Linked DNA regions of Homo sapiens: region 1 is linked to region 2. A link is a loop called in an ENCODE intact Hi-C map of the cell type or tissue named here. Cell type or tissue: HCT116. All regions are shown on one strand. Region 1 overlaps KIN (Kin17 DNA and RNA binding protein). Region 2 overlaps LOC101928272 (a long non-coding RNA gene).

Region 1 (8,000 bases), 1.5 Mb after region 2:
TTCATATTTTTCTAGAATTTTATATAAATTAAGTTTCTATAAATATAAATGTGTCCTGTTTTCTGGTCTGGCTACTTTCACTCAGTGTAATTATTTTGGATTCACCTATGTGGTGGAACGTATCTGTAGTTCATTCTTTTTTCTTGCTGTATGTCATTGTATGGATATGCAGTATTCCCCCTTAACCTATACCTTCCAAGACCACCAGTGAATGCCTGAAACCATGGATAGTACCAAACACTATATATACTATGTTTTTTCCTACATACATATCTATAATAAAGTTTAACTTATGAATTAGGCACAGTAAAAGATTGAGAATAATAACTAATAATAAAATAGAGCAATTATAATAATATAGTATGATAAAAGTTATGTGAATGTGGTCTCTTTCTCTCAAAATATTTTATTGTACTTTACACACCTATTTTTGGACCACGCTGACTGAGAGTAACCAAAACCTGGGATAAGGGGGGACTACTGTACCAGTTTGTTTATCCAGTTATCTGTTGATAGACATTTGGCTTATTTACAGCTTTTGGCTGTTAAAAATAAAACTGCTGTGAACATATACGTACAAAGCTTTGTGTGGATATCTGGTTTCTTTTTTCTTGGGTAAATACATAGAATGGCTCAGTCACATGTTAGGTATAAGTTTAAATTTTTGTAAAACTGCCAAACCATCTTATGAATTTTGCAAAGAGACAAAGTAAGCTAAATTGTCTCTGATTACTTCTGGACTCTGAACATTTTCTCCAAGTACCTTATATTCTTTGCAGTCTAAAAGTAAAACATACATATTCCTTTAACAAATAATTGGGGGAAAAATGAGAAGTCTTATAATGTTCGAGTAGTGAAAGTATCCATACACCGCACTAAAATACTACACACTTCTTAAATGATTGAGAACTTCTAAGAAAAAGGGTTTTGTTTTTTATTATGTTTATTCAGTGTAGTACATTTTGCTGTAACAAGTTAGAAGAAAAGTGGAGATATTTCTTCACATTAATTTTTATATTCTTTTCCATCATAGGAAAAAGAATTCTAGTTTTAAATGGAGGCTACAGAGGAAATGAAGGTACCCTAGAATCCATCAATGAGAAGACTTTTTCAGCTACTATCGTCATTGAAACTGTAAGTTTGTTTACACAAAGACAGAAATTTCAAAATGCTTTAAAAATGTGCCATAGTTTTTTTTAATTGGATTGTTCTTTATTTTAGAATTTGAGTTTTTTGTTAGCCTTCTATCCTATTTGGAAATCTGTAAGCTTATTTTCTCCAGTGACTCTGCCATTGCTAAAGTATTTTATTTTCTGATTATAAAAGAAATGTGTACTCATGCATAAAACCCCAAAAAACATAATTTAATATAAATAATTATAAAAATTAATCATAGTCCCCCAGCCCAACAATAAACCCCATTAATATTTTGGTCTGTTCCTTTCCAATCTTGGTGTTTTATGAAAGTGTGTGTAATAGGTACAGTTTTATATCCTTTTTTCCCCTCATATCGAATATAAAACTCAATTTGGCATAGTAAAGTTAGTGGGGGAAGTAAAGTCATTGTCAAGAGGGAGGGAACCACAGAGGTCAACCACTTTTTAAAATGTCTCCCCTTTTTTCATAAAGGATTTAAGGTAGCAGAGATCAATACAGTAATTTAAAGAACTCTGACTTATAAATAAAGTTGGTTATTGACTTAGAACTGATATTTCACTCACAGGTCTGTGAGTGAGGTCTGAGATATCTTCAGAAAGAAAGTTTCCTTTTAGAACTCTGAACTACTGCACTGCATATCTTTGATGCTAAACAAAAGAATTTTTTATCTCCAGTACAGTCAGTTTTAGTATTTCTGGGGGAGCTTGGGAGTAATAGCTCACTTAGAGAGTTTAATGAAAGTTTAGACTCTTCAAAACATTGCACATAATTGCCAAATTTTATTTGTTCTCTTGGGGAGTTTATAGGCCCCCTAAGCCCATGGACCTGTTAGAGAATATGTGTCTAGGAAGGTTTTCTGGAAAAACCATTTAGGTCCTTATTTGAGAGAATTCTCATTTCAGTAAATCAAGCTTTTCTCCTTTTTTTTTTTCTTTCTGATCCTGACAATGCTAACCTAGAAGCTGTTACTTGCTAACTGTTACTAACGTAAACTAAGGGGAAGAAAGGGAAAAAGGACTCCTACTTGGCATTGAGGAACATGTCAGTCTGACTAAATTAGCAGATTGAGTTTTAACAAAAAACTCTATAAGATTTTCTCTGACTCTATCAGCATAAGGCAGTAGAAAATCCAGTATTTCCTTGACAACTTGCTTATCCTTCCCTTATTAATTTCTTTTTTTTTTTTTTTTGCATGGACCATGCATGAAACTTACCTTATTAATTTCATAGTGCTATCAAATGCAGATCCTGTTTCATGTTTTCATCTCAGGGAAACACAAAACAACTGATTACTGTTGAGGCTGTGTTGAGTTCCATCTCGATACCTTTGGTTCGCAGGTTGTGTCCATTCATCAAAAACTAATTTCTCACCTTCTGCACTGTAGACCCAGTTTCATCTTCTGTACTGAGGTAGAACTTAGCAGCAAATCCACATGAAAAGCCTTTCTGTTTGATTGCAAAGCAACATGTACTTCTTTTAGAAGAGGGAATCTACCAGCTTGGCATGGTGGCTCATGCCTGTAATTCCAGCACTTTGGGAGGCTGAGGCGGACGAATCACCTGAGGTCAGGAGTTCGAGACCAGCCCGGCCAACATGGAGAAACCCCATCTCCACTAAAAATACAAAAATTAGCTGGGCGCGGTGGCAAATGCCTGAAGTCCCAGCTCGGGAGACTGAGGCAGGAGAATCGCTTGAACCTGGGAGGCAGAGATTGCAGTGAGCCAAGATTGCGCCACTTACTCCGGCCTGGGTGACAGCGAGACTCCGTCTCAAAAAAAAAAAAAAAGGGAATCTGTCTCCTAATTTTTTTTTCTTCCTTTCTTCAGCCTGTCCTCATTAAAAAAAAAAAAAAAATCTCTGTATATGCTTGTGTCATCACTTGAGCTTTGCAAGTGGTTATTTTTATCATTTCTGGCACCTTAAGTTTTCATGTCGTTGATAATATTTGAAATTTATACATATATCAAGCAGATTTTTAACATCCAATAAATTGTTCCTAAATAGCTTCAGCTTTTTAGCTATTTGCCCTATAAGCCCAAATGTCTGGCTCCCTTCTTATTCTCCAGATTTATGGTACTTATCAGAAAAATGTAATTGACCATAGACCATTAAACATGATAATGAAAAATCTAACCTAGGTTATACTTTATCTGGGAACTTAATTCCTTTAAATATGATAATTATTTGTTGTGAAGGGAAGCAGTAAAAAAATGTTAAAATCTCAGTTCTAGGGTTAGAGTCATCATCATTGTCATCATCATTATTGTCATCATCATCATGTTATATTTTGCAAGGGAGAGGATTAACTGTCAAATTTAATTTTAATTTTATTTAATTTAATTTTATTTTATTTTATTATTTATTTTCAAGACAGAGTCTCACTCTGTCGCCCAGGCTGGAGTGCAATGGCGCGATCTCAGCTCACTGCAACCTCTGCCTCCGGGTTCAAGAAATTCTTCTGCTCCAGCCTCCCAAGTAGCTGGGATTACAGGTGTGTGCCACCATGCCCAGCTAATTTTTATATTTTTAGTAGAGATAGGGTTTCACTATGTTGGTCAGGCTGGTCTCAAACTCCTGACCTCAGGTGATCCACCTGCCTCGGCCTCCCAAAGTGCTGGGATTACAGATGTGAGCACTGCGCCCGACCCAACTCTCAAATTTTAAACAAAAGATTAAATAATAATTAGAGTTGAAAATTATTGAGCTCTCACTCATATTAAGTTCCAGGTCTAGTCACTTTATATGAAATAACTCATTTATATTTCCCAACAACCCAATCATACAGACATTACCATTATTTCCACTGGGAGATAATAAGGCACAGAGAGGAAACTGAAGGACAGAGAGGTTAAATCAATTGTTGAAAGTGAGATTTGAACTTGGGGAGTGTAGGTTCACAGCCCATATTCTTAGCCTCTGTGTTCCCAGGTTATATCCGCTTTTGTGATAGAAAATATCTTTCATTAATTAAGTTTTCCTCTTTCCCTTTTTGTTCGATATGAAAGAAGAAAATAAAGTTAAAGTTGGACTCTTTTTATAATCTGGACCAGTGTAACTATCACAGCCAACCTAGACAAACATGTTTGAGTATCGTAATGCTTACAAAATGATATTTCCTATAAAAAAAAGAAAACCCCAAATGGACAATGGCACAAACATGGTAGAAGTTAACGTTTCACTCTAAAAACCCCAAATGGGTATTTTTGATCAGGGAACTCTTTCTAAGTGGCGATTTGTGAACCCAGGGTCCTTCCAGCTAGTGCCTCTACTGCCCTCAAGTGGCATCTCCAGTTGCCATGTCTGTGTGCACTGGGCAGGCAAAAGGAGCTTGGCAGATTGTGTGTCAGTTATAGCACGTCTGGACCGTCACTTCTGTTTGCTTTCATGGGCTGGAGCTCCATGCATGGCCACAGCTAACCACAAGGGAGCCAGGAAACTGGCTATTTATCCAGGAAGCAGAGGAGATACTGAACAGCTTGCAGGTCTCTGCCACAATGTCTATTGATAACGTATGTCAGATGTCACAGAAGAAAATATGGTAGTTCTTAATGAGAATGCCATAGATTATTCTTAAAATTCATAGATGTATACAAATGTTAACAATCTTAATGGTATTTTAGGGATGCGGAAAAGGCAAATTTGTATCCATAAGTATGGTGTCATTTTTTTGTCTTTTAGGAATATGTGTTTTTAACCTTATTTTAAATTATTTTAATTTGTAGGGCCCTTTAAAAGGACGCAGAGTTGAAGGAATTCAATATGAAGACATTTCTAAACTTGCCTGAGTTTGAAAATTTGTTAACAATACATTAAAATCTTAAAGCATCAAATTGGTGTTCGCCAAGGCATTATGAGACTCTACTGTGTTAGGGTATATTCTTTTGTATAAAACAAACAGGTTTTTGAAAATATTACTGTATAGTTGTTCAGCTAAACTTTGAGAAGAATTTAATTATGTCTCATGAGGTATCAAACTATGTAATTTTGTCCTTGTTATTTTTGTTTCCTTTGTAATTTACTTGATGAGTTTATATCTTCATTAAAGAATGTTATTATAAAGTGTTTTATCTATGACAATTTAGAATCATGTAATTGGAGGAAATCCTTCATACACTCTATATTTTCAGTAGTAGAGTAGTAAAGTTGAACTCTAAGTGTGACTAAATTTTAAATGTCAAACTATAAATATAGAAGCAGCTTTATTGTGGTAATAATTCATATACCATACAGTTCACTCATTTAAAATATACATACAATTCAGTGGTTTTTAGTATTTTTGCAGAATTGTGCAGCCATCACCACTGTCTGATTTTAAAACACTTTCATACCCCAAAATGAAACCCTTTAATAGTCAATCGCTATTTTTCCCCTCTGCCCTAGCCCTAGACAGCCACTAATGTACTTTCTGTCTCTATGGATTTGCCCTTTCTGGACATTTCTTATAAATGGAATCATATAATATGTGATCTTTTATGACTGGCTTCTTACACTTAGCATCATGTTTTCAAGGTTTATCCATGCAGTAGCATGTAGGCGTGCTTCATTTGTTTTTATGGCTGCTTAATATTCCACTGTATGGATGTACCGTATTTTGTTTGTCCATTCATCAGCTGATAAACATTTAGATTGTTTCTACTTTTTGGCTATTGTGAATAATGCTGCCATGATCACCCATTTACAGGATTTTATGTGAACAGAAGCTTTCGCTTCTGCCAAACTCTTCCAGAGCAGCTATACCATTTTACAGTCCTACCAGCAATGTTGAACTATAGTTTTATTTGTTTTTAATTTTTTTACTTTTAGAGACATGGTCTCACTGTGTTGCCCAGGCTGCTGTCAAACTCCTGGGCTCAAGTGATCCTCCTGCCTCAGCCTCCCAAAGTGCTAGGATTGCAGGTGTGAGCCACAGCACCCTGCCTAACCATACAGTTTGAAATAAGTAGGGCAGTGTATTATTAGGGAATGCAAAAGACAGGAAACCCACATTTGCCTGTGCCAAAGGAAAAACGAAGGGATATTTGTAGTGCACATGACTGAAAGGAGCAGACGCTAGCTTCCAGGGCAGCGGGACCGGGTGTGAACAGCCTTCCCTGGGCTTCCGCTCTGTCTCTGGCTCCTGTGCTGGCTCTCTACATTTACATTCTTGAGCACTCTAGGTTTACATCTTACCCTTCAGCAGCACCGGGAAGAGAGAGATGATCTATCTTTTCTTTTTCTTTTTTTTTTTTTTTCTGACACAGAGTCTCACTCTGTCACCCAGGCTGATTGCAGTAGTGCAATCTCGGCTCACTGCAACCTCCACCTCCCGGGTTCAAGCCATTCTCCTGCCTCAGCCTCCTGAGTAGCTGGGACTACAGGCATGCGCCACCACGCCCAGCTAATTTTTGTAATTTTAGAAGAGATGAGGTTTCACCATGTTGGCCAGGATGGTCTCGATCTCTTGACCTTATGATCTGCCCGCCTCAGCCTCCCAAAGTGCTGGGATTACAGGCATGAGCCACTACGCCTCTTTTTTTTTGTTCTGTTTTTTGAGATAGGGTCTTGCTCTGTCATCCAGCCTGGAGTGCAGTGGCACAATCATGGCTCACTGCAGCCTCGTCCTCCTGGGCTTAGGTCATTGATTCTCCCACCTCAGCCTCCCGAGTAGCTGGGACTACAGGCATGCACTACCATGCCTGGCTAATTTTTTTGATTTTTAGTAGAGATGAGGTCTTGCTATGTTGCCCAGGCTGGTCTCAAACTCTTGAGCTCAAGCAATCCTCCTGCCTCGGCCTTCTAAAATGTTGTGATTACAGGTGTGAGCTACCACGCCTTGCCTGAGTTGATCTTCTACAAGAGTTCAAACAAAAAACAGACCATACCAGGATGATCACTTCAAACATGAGGATGGGTATAAGCTGACGTCAGACACAGGTATGGTGCCAAACCCTGGGATCTCTCTCTTTAACTGAGAGTCAGGGAGGGCTGATTGCTTCTATTCTCAGAAGATGGGAGAACGTATGCTGTTAGCAGAAATGTAAGAGGCAGTAAAGAAATACTAATAGGATGATGGCAGAAGCTTTACAGAAAATGTTCCTCAGGGATGAATTAAGGTTTTTCCAAAGTAACCTGACAGCACATTATGGAAAGCAACTGGGTTTTGGGTGTGGGCAGTCTTTAGATCAAATTCTGGCAGTTCTGTTCATTGGCTTTGTAATATTAGAATGTTAATGTTCTTGAATTGCAATGTTTTTAATGTATAAATTGTCAAAATGTTTTTCAGCAGGGTTGATGGGAGACCTACAGAAAATACATATAAATCATCAGACATGAAGTCCAGCACATAGTAGGTATTGAATAAATGGCAGTGAGTGGTCATGTCCAGAAATGAAGCCAAGAAGTTGAGCCTGGACTACTAAGAATCTGGTCTGAAGAATTTCAAAAAGGAGAATGGTTCTCCCTGATAACAAATAGTGATGAGTAAAACCAGACAAATTACATATGCCTCCCCCAAGTATGTACGTTTGGAATCAACTTGGTGGTTTTCTTCAGAGAAAAAATGTTTCATGTCTGCCTCCCACATTTAATTCTCCAACGTCTTTCTGAAATTATTTCAGAATGAAATGAGGCAGCATACTTGAGGTTAAATTCAATAAAAAATATCTGAAGCATAAAAATACGATTATAGACTTCACAGTAGTTTTTTCCCTCTGAGTCTGTAGAACTTGATAGAGTTTATGCTAAGCAAAATGACTGCAGATAACTAACAACAGGTCTCATATTAGACTTTGATTTTTGAAGTATCATAAGCTATTTTTCTTTATTTCAAACATAGACTTTACTTTTTAGAGCAGTCTCTGTG
Region 2 (8,000 bases):
CACACTCTATGCTTTTAGGGAAGAATATTCACATTACATATAAGGAAAATGCCTCGTTTTGATAGGAAATTACAGTTTCTGGATTAGTGACATATTGTTTGAGATAGTCTTATTAGCTGCCCTGCATCCCTAGCCCAGATGATGTTTTCAAACACTGTAGCTCTAGAAATCAAGTTATATATGCAACAAAATTTTGCCAACTGCCCTTTTAATTAGGGTGTAATGCCAAAAAATATTATGATATTATTTTCCTTTTTCCAAACTAGCATCTGGCCTAAGAGAATGACAGCAGAGAGATAAATTTCTTGAAGTCAGGTATATACAGTAGGGAAAGTATTTTCTTCTATTCATAGTTACCATTATTCTTATTTATTACCTGTTCACATTCAGTAAATTTAGCAGAATTATTATTTATAGATTGTAAAAGATTTTTTTAAAACATAATTTTGTCAAAAATATATATATTTAAAACTAGAAGTAATCTATTTTGGTTTTAGCAGCAACTTTTGCTTTGTATATTTTTGTCACTGTGAAACATTTTTTACTTTGATTCAGTTTCATACATTTTTAAAACTACCATCTAAATGCGATTTTGGAAATCTTGTAAGTGTGTTGTAAAGGAGGAGGACAGAATGTTTCGCTTTTAATGAGGCCTGTTTTCATACTGGATTGCATCCATTGATATTCTTATTTTTCCATATTTTGCATCAACTGTCCATTGAGGTTTTTAATGGTTTACTTTACTTTTTCTATTTAGATCAAATTTACAAGCATAAAACATTACATAAATTTAGGTAAATCTCCTAACTTCATCAAAACTATATATAGATATTTGATGGCCAAATTCTGTGGACTTTGGCATTGGAGGGTAGCGGTATGTGGAGTCAATGGATGGGAATGGTGGCATCTTTATGACTTAATTTCCCAGTATAAAGTCTTTCTTTTTAAATAGTTAAACATCATAACACATTGCCCAGGTATTAGGTTCTTATAAATGCACCATTGTATTCTGGCTTTTTCTCCTACAGCCAATCTTAAACTATCTCTTCAAGCTCAGTGTAAAATATAGACAGGTAAAGGGGAAGATCTTGGTATGGAATCCTAGGAAGCTGCTTCAAGTTGAAATACAAAGTGAGACTTATACAACAGCTTTTCTACCAGTAATTAAAAAGCCTAATGTCTTTGGAGTATTATTAAGTTGACTGATTTTTGTACAGGACTCCACATTATCTTCATTTAATAACTTTCCAAGAAGTATTTGCAGAGGGAATAACAGTAGTCCATATTTAAGTGTGCAGTAGCCCCCCCTTTATCCACGGGGGCTACGTTTCATGGACCCCAGTGGATGCCCAAAACAACGTTGAACCCTATATATACCACGTTTTTTCTATACATACATACTTACGATAAAGTTTAATTTATTAATTAGGCACAGCAAGAGATTAACAACAATATCTAATAATAAAATAGAACAAATATAACAATATACTTTAATAAAAATTAGGTGAATAAAAGTTCTCTCTCTCAAAATACCTTGTTATACTATATTCACCCTTCTTTCTGTGATCTGTCAATCTGATAACCTAGAGGACTACCAAGTGACCAGGAGCGTACTAGACTATCTCCTAGATGCAGATTTTCAGGATACCAAGCCTTACAACAGTTTTCAATGGGAAGGGTATGAAAATGGCTTATTTCCACGGTTAAAATTTAAGGCAACTGCACTGCAAAATTCCAACCTATAGTTGTCAGCACTGAGTATATGACAATAATTCCTAGCAAGGGACAACTGAGATCCAGTGCCATGCTCTCTCTTAACAAGTCTTCCCATTCTTTCTTACTTTGTATTGTCACTTTGGGTCTTTTGCATGTCCAATGACAAAGCCATCACAAAACTCTCAAAAACTGATCCTATAATGACAGCAGTGTTTCACTTTATAAACTCAAGTACTCCAAACAGTAATTGAGATCAGAACAGAAATATGAACGGTACGTGTGCATTTTAAAATAATATTAGTAACAAAATGATTAATTTATTAAATGAACTAACCATATTGCCACACAAAGACAGCCCAGTATGCAGGCTCAAGGCCTGAAGAGTGGAATATAAACACATGTACTCCAAACAAGAAGAAAGTGGGCACTGGATAGCACTTCTAAGAATACTTAATTGTGTGCATATTTTTTTGTTGTTGTAATTTGGATGAATTCCAACTTTTCTGAAAGAAAACATTTGCTTACATATTAAGAAAATATATAGCAGAAAAACAGAAAGGTAACAAATACCAATTTTTTTCTTTTTAAAGAAAATATTTAAATTATTTTAATGGGTGAATATACATGAAAATGATCCATTCAGTTCACTCTGCTTAATAAAAGTTATTTCAAATAAAAAAGTCATTGTAAGTCAGGGTGTTACTATTTACATATCTTATCCATATTGTCTTTATATGTTTCTTCTTTATGTTGAAGCTTGTTAGCAGTTTATGGTTTGTTAAAAATGGCTGATGCCACTAAGCTCAAAGTAAATGAACATTTATGTGCCAAAGGCCCCCTATAGACTGGTTAGTACGTATGCCAAGGAAACAAATCTCAGATAACTGGATTTTCATTTTAGCTTTGTGGATTACCTTGAATGCGTTATATATTTGTATTAACATAAGAAAATATAAATAATGTCTTTCACGTAACAAAATAATTCTATGTCTTAGGTGAAATAACTCCACTCATATTTTCCCCTGCCAAATAAAAAGTGCTGAGCACAATCTTTCATGTAAGATCTCATTTCTCCTTTTAAACTTCTCCTATGAATGAAAACCAAATGGCAACGCAGCATTGAAAACCAATGCCTACAAAAAGTACACAGAGTTTGTAACATTAAAAAAAAGCAGGAGCTAATGACACATAACAGGTAAATAAAGGGGGAGGGGACCCCTGAACTTATACCAGGCGTCCAGGATAACCCTCTTGAAGTCTATTAGAAACATGCATTCATCAGTACAGCTCTTTGAAGGGCTTGGAAGATGTGAGGTTTGAAGGAAAAACAAAATGCTATTTTTTTTAAAAAATAAAAAGTGCTGAAAAGGTAGGGCTGCTTGAATTGTTAACCAATTCAAACCTAAATGTTCTGGGTGAGACCTCCATTGCAATTTACCCAGAAGGTGGGAGAAATGTTTCTGATATATGTGGAATAAATACAGAAATCAGCAACATAATAGAAAAACAATGTGCCCTTCAACATCAAACTGACAACAGGAAAAATCTCTCCATGTTCTTCTTTCTTAGTTCATGCGTTTATTAAACACACACATGTGAACTGCACCAGGTACTCTAAGTTGGAGAGCTTAGGTTGGTATAATCACAACCTTGGTGTGAGTCCATATCAATACATCTTTGAGTTAATAGTAATGCTATTAAAATAAATGGGCCGAACCATTGCGATTTTTAATCACTAGAAATTCCCTGATCTTATAAAGAGTTGCTCATTTGGAGTCCATTTTAAGTACTTTAAATCTTCGTTCAAAAATATTAGTAAATTTTTATTTTGCCTACACATTTGTTCATTCTACACACGCTACATCCAAACCTAGAGGGGAAATAGTAAAACTAACTTAAAATGAAAGATACTTTAACAACTACTTCTGCTTGCTTATTACATACATTGAATTGTTAAGATAGAAGAGAAAATAAACAAAGTCATTGTATTTTATTTTCTATGTAGGACACGGTGTCCAAGCAAAACAAACGGGGTTTGGTTGAACATGCAATACCGGATGTCGCCACTGGATGGCAATGCCAGCTTTTGTCTCTAAAATGTGCATGGTACCTTTGATGAGATTTAGCGCCACAACCCTTGGGTCCTAAGTTTCTCAGGACCATCAAAGTGTAAATACGCTGGGGTGAGTCTCCAGCACACATCTCGCATTCCTTTGGGATCTGTCGTCTTCTGGTGCACCCGATGCTAAGGCAGCCCATAAAGCTTCCTTATTTGCTATTACTCTTTGGGAACCTGATGTTCAATAGAATGCCAAGTTCATAAGAAGAAAAAAGGTTACAAAGAAAGTGAATAGGAGGTGAGATGGAAGTACAAATAGGGCACCAGATTCCTTTCCGCTGCTGAATGATGTTAAGCTTGCACAGGACCAACATCTCAAAAATATACTTGTTATGAATTCACTTTCTACCATATAGCAAGAATAGCCTTCACTCTTTTCAGCATTTTATAGTCTAAATCACTTGTTCTCACAAGCTATACACACACACATTCTGACATGTATACACACTTCAAATAAATGTTTGTAGTTGAGACAATTAGCTGATGACAGTTTAGTTTTCCACAGTGAATTGGTTTTAAACTTACAGTAAGGAAAAAACCTTTGAAAACATTATTTTAGGTATACTAAAGAAGCTAAAGGTTTTTACAACGAATTTTGTGTGGTGTTAAAATATATAAATATCTAAATTTGTATTAATTCAAAGATTAATGATAATTATGAAGGTGTTAGATATTATCTGGAACAATGAATCACTTCTGTTCAGAGAAGGAAGGATTTAATGCCAAATAACTTTGCTTAGTTATATGGATGGGAAACATGAGTGGGGTAAAATGATCACATTTTTAAGGTAAAATAAAGAGGGAGAAAATTTGTGTAAATATATGAAATAAAAAAAATTGATAAATTTAATTATCCTTAGTTCAGGAAACACATTTATCTATAACTCCTTATTACTATTTTAACATATAAAAACTTTGGCAAGCAGCATGTCATGCTTTTCTAGTAAACAAAACTTAATAATTAACTTTTACAATTAGCTGACATCTATGGAAGTTACAGTTTGCACTAGGCCTCTTATATATCTTTCATTTGCTTGTGAAAATGATGTTCACACCCCTCTGATGGAAGATGAAATGGTTAAGAATACCACAGAATAGCAAAACAAAACTTGAAACAACAACAAAACTAGAATGAAAATTTGAAGCATATTATAGTATGTTTAAGTTTAGCTAGCACGGGAAAAAATGTTTTTAAATACCAAATTTCAAATTAAGTTTTCTTATTCTTCACAACACAAAACACTAGCTGAATAAACATATATTATTCAATGAGTAGTAGGCATATAAAAGGAAAATTTTCTCTCTGTTAATATAAGCCACTTTTAATTTTGCATGCACAGATTTTGTCACTAGATCAAGAGATATTTTTGCATATACCTTACATGGATATATTTGGATTTGTAAAAACAAACTAGGCAAGATAAAGCCAGGTTTTGAATATTTATTTTTTGTTTACTTCCCACAAGAAGTCCATACCTTATGGGACAACAAACCAGTCAAGTATATTTGGGGTTTCCTGATTAAGAACCAGAAGGAGGCTGGACAACTGTAGCTCACGCCTGTAATCCTAGCATTTTGGGAGGCCGAGGCAGGTGGGTTGCCTGAGGTCAGGAGTTCAAGACCAGCCTGGCCAACATGGCAAAACCCCGTCTCAGTTACTCGGGAGGCTGAGGCAGGAGAATCACTTGAACCCGGGGGCAGAGGTTGCAGTCAGCTGAGATCGCACCACTTCACTCCAGCCTGGGCGAAAGAGCAAAACTCCGTTTCAAGAAACAACAACAACAATAATAAGAACCTGAAGGGACTGCTTCTGTCTTTCCATCACACTGGCAGATTCTTGCATAGAAGTGTGGCCTTATTCAGGAGCACTTGGAAACAACCAAGGCAGATCTACTTTGTGCTCTTAGATAATTGACTGAGTAAAAATACTAATTTTCAAAACTTGCTTCACTTTCATCACAAAGCCAGATATAAATGGAGACAAAGTATTTGGTGCATATTTTAATTTTCTATTTATTTGAAAACTAAAGTTGTATGGACTAAACTTTGTTTACATAAAGTAAGGTGAATTTGTAATACTGTCATATACACATGAAATACTATCATATGACATTTCATATATATGACATATATATGAAAGTCTGTCTAATATATGAAATCAAACAGATAATTCAAGCTAAAATCACTCCCCTTGGGGATCAGCAATCTCCCTTTTAATGTATATATTGATGTATGATTTAAAAACTTTTCATTTTTTAGAGTCCTAAGTTTCAGCTTCAATTTTTCTAGGGAAAATTTAGTCAAAGGTTTATGACTTCAAAGGATTGAAGAAATACCCTAATCTGAAATCTTGGAAAATGGAAAATGAGATCCTAAATATTTTTTCTCGTTATCTGTTGACCTTATACCTGAGAAGTAACTTTTAATTTTAAATTTCTTAGATCACAAAAGGATATTTCAGATTTCAAGAAATCATTGCTTCTAATGCTTCTAAAACATTGATTGCTTCTAATGCTTCTAAAACATTGATATTTGATCTTGATATTGAAAACAAATATCAATGTTTTAGAAGCACTATAAGCAATAATTTCTTTCTAAATCTTGACACTCGCTAAGAATGTAATGATGAGAGTGAACAGTACTTTGAATTTGTGTGTTTAGGCAAGCACACATACACACATATATGAGAAGACACATGACTTCTAGGACCACATAACTCAGAGTAGGGCTATATGTTGATGTTGCAATTTGGGAAATGATGCTTTATATATATACATATGTGTGTGTGTGTGTGTGTGTGTGTGTGTGTGTGTGTGTGTGTGTGTATATATATATAAATTTTGCATGGGATGGCGTTTTCCCGCGACTTATATGTTTGCCTGTTAATGCATGACAATAAATGCCAGTTGCATTAAATATGTCATTTAAGGAATAGAATATTAAAAGTGTATCACTGGATATGGACTTTGCGCTTGTTCACACACACCACCACCATCCCACAGAAGAAGACAGTGCAGACAGAACCCCGTCCTCAAAGGTCTTCAAGTTGAATGCAGATTGTAGGTTGCCCAATCTCTGTTGTTCTGTGCTTGGTTTGTATTGCAATGGCACTGGTTATCAGTAAGGCAAAGTATTCACTTTAGAGAATGTTTGAGAAAAGTTCTTTTAGAACAGCAGTGAAAGTAGCTCCACATTCCAGGAGGTTGCAGTTTTTATTTGCAGGATGTTTATGTATTTAGGCATTACATACATAAAAGTAAGAGTTCAAATTCTGACACAAGTAAATGATAAAAGTCAGGCAAATTCTTAAAGTCTTTCATAGTTGGAAAGTTCTTGGACAAATGGCTATCCATGTAGTGATTATACATTTTTAAGGCTATATTCTCCTTCCCCAGCCTTCCTGGTTCCCTAGGTACTGCCAAAGGATATTTTCAGTCCAATAAAATATACAGATTCCATAATTTGCCTCTATTCCTACTTGGCCTTCTTCATACTCATTTCACTGGGTTAATATTTGTTCTTAGCCATTTCCTCATTCTCTGGGTTGAACCCATCTTCTTGAAAGGTCACTTTCTCTGTGGGTCTCTAAACTACAAATAAAAATGTTTTTGAACTAAGGTCTTTACAAGGTTTGCAGAAGTCCTTTCATGATTTAAGAATAGTCAACAATTCAGACGTGAGCACTGATGGTGAAGAGCTGCCAAATGGGAAAGTTCAGGTCTTCAGCTCTATTTTCTCCTAAAACTTGTAAGCCAATACTCAGTGATATATTATAAAAGTGCCAGGAAGCCCATCAGGCATCTGAGGCAGTGGCATCAACTGCCAGAAGACTGGAGACAGAAGAGTTGCAAAGAAGAATGTTGTACTATTCAAAGAAATTATGACATAAGACTATTTTTTTCAATCTGAGTTCTTATGCATAAACCAAATAGAATGAGACTAAAATCCTAGCAACATGAAAGCAAAAACAGGAATTCCACGAGATCGTGCCACTACACTCCAGCCTGGGTGACAGAGCGAAACTCCGTCTCAAAAAACAAACAAACAAACAAAAAACCCCAAAACAGGAATTCCAGATACCTAATAACTTGCAGACAAATGTATAGACTCTTTCTAAATAGAAATCACCCAATTTAATAACTTTAGATGAAGAATTTTATTTATT

The links. Peaks named below come from ENCODE experiments on the same cell type or tissue, not always from the same donor. Only the 100,000 strongest peaks of a DNase experiment are listed, where the experiment ranks them.
Region 1: it touches region 2 in a loop (9-fold over the local background); 7 of 110 quality-filtered maps call a loop at or near these places.

The regions. Positions count from the first base shown.
Region 1 is chr10:7,753,024-7,761,023 of GRCh38, reverse strand. It overlaps KIN (Kin17 DNA and RNA binding protein), which reads left to right. Exons shown (of 13, transcript NM_012311.4): 12 at 1,034-1,134; 13 at 4,882-8,000. The coding sequence ends at 4,944. Among named protein-coding and RNA genes, the nearest start is that of KIN, 31 kb to the left of the region's middle. In HCT116, a CTCF peak has its summit at 4,437 (motif pointing left); a DNase peak (open chromatin) is centred at 4,433.
Region 2 is chr10:9,205,173-9,213,172 of GRCh38, reverse strand. The region is part of intron 4 of LOC101928272 (a long non-coding RNA gene); the gene reads left to right. Among named protein-coding and RNA genes, the nearest start is that of LINC00709, 66 kb to the left of the region's middle. In HCT116, a CTCF peak has its summit at 3,764 (motif pointing right); a DNase peak (open chromatin) is centred at 3,802.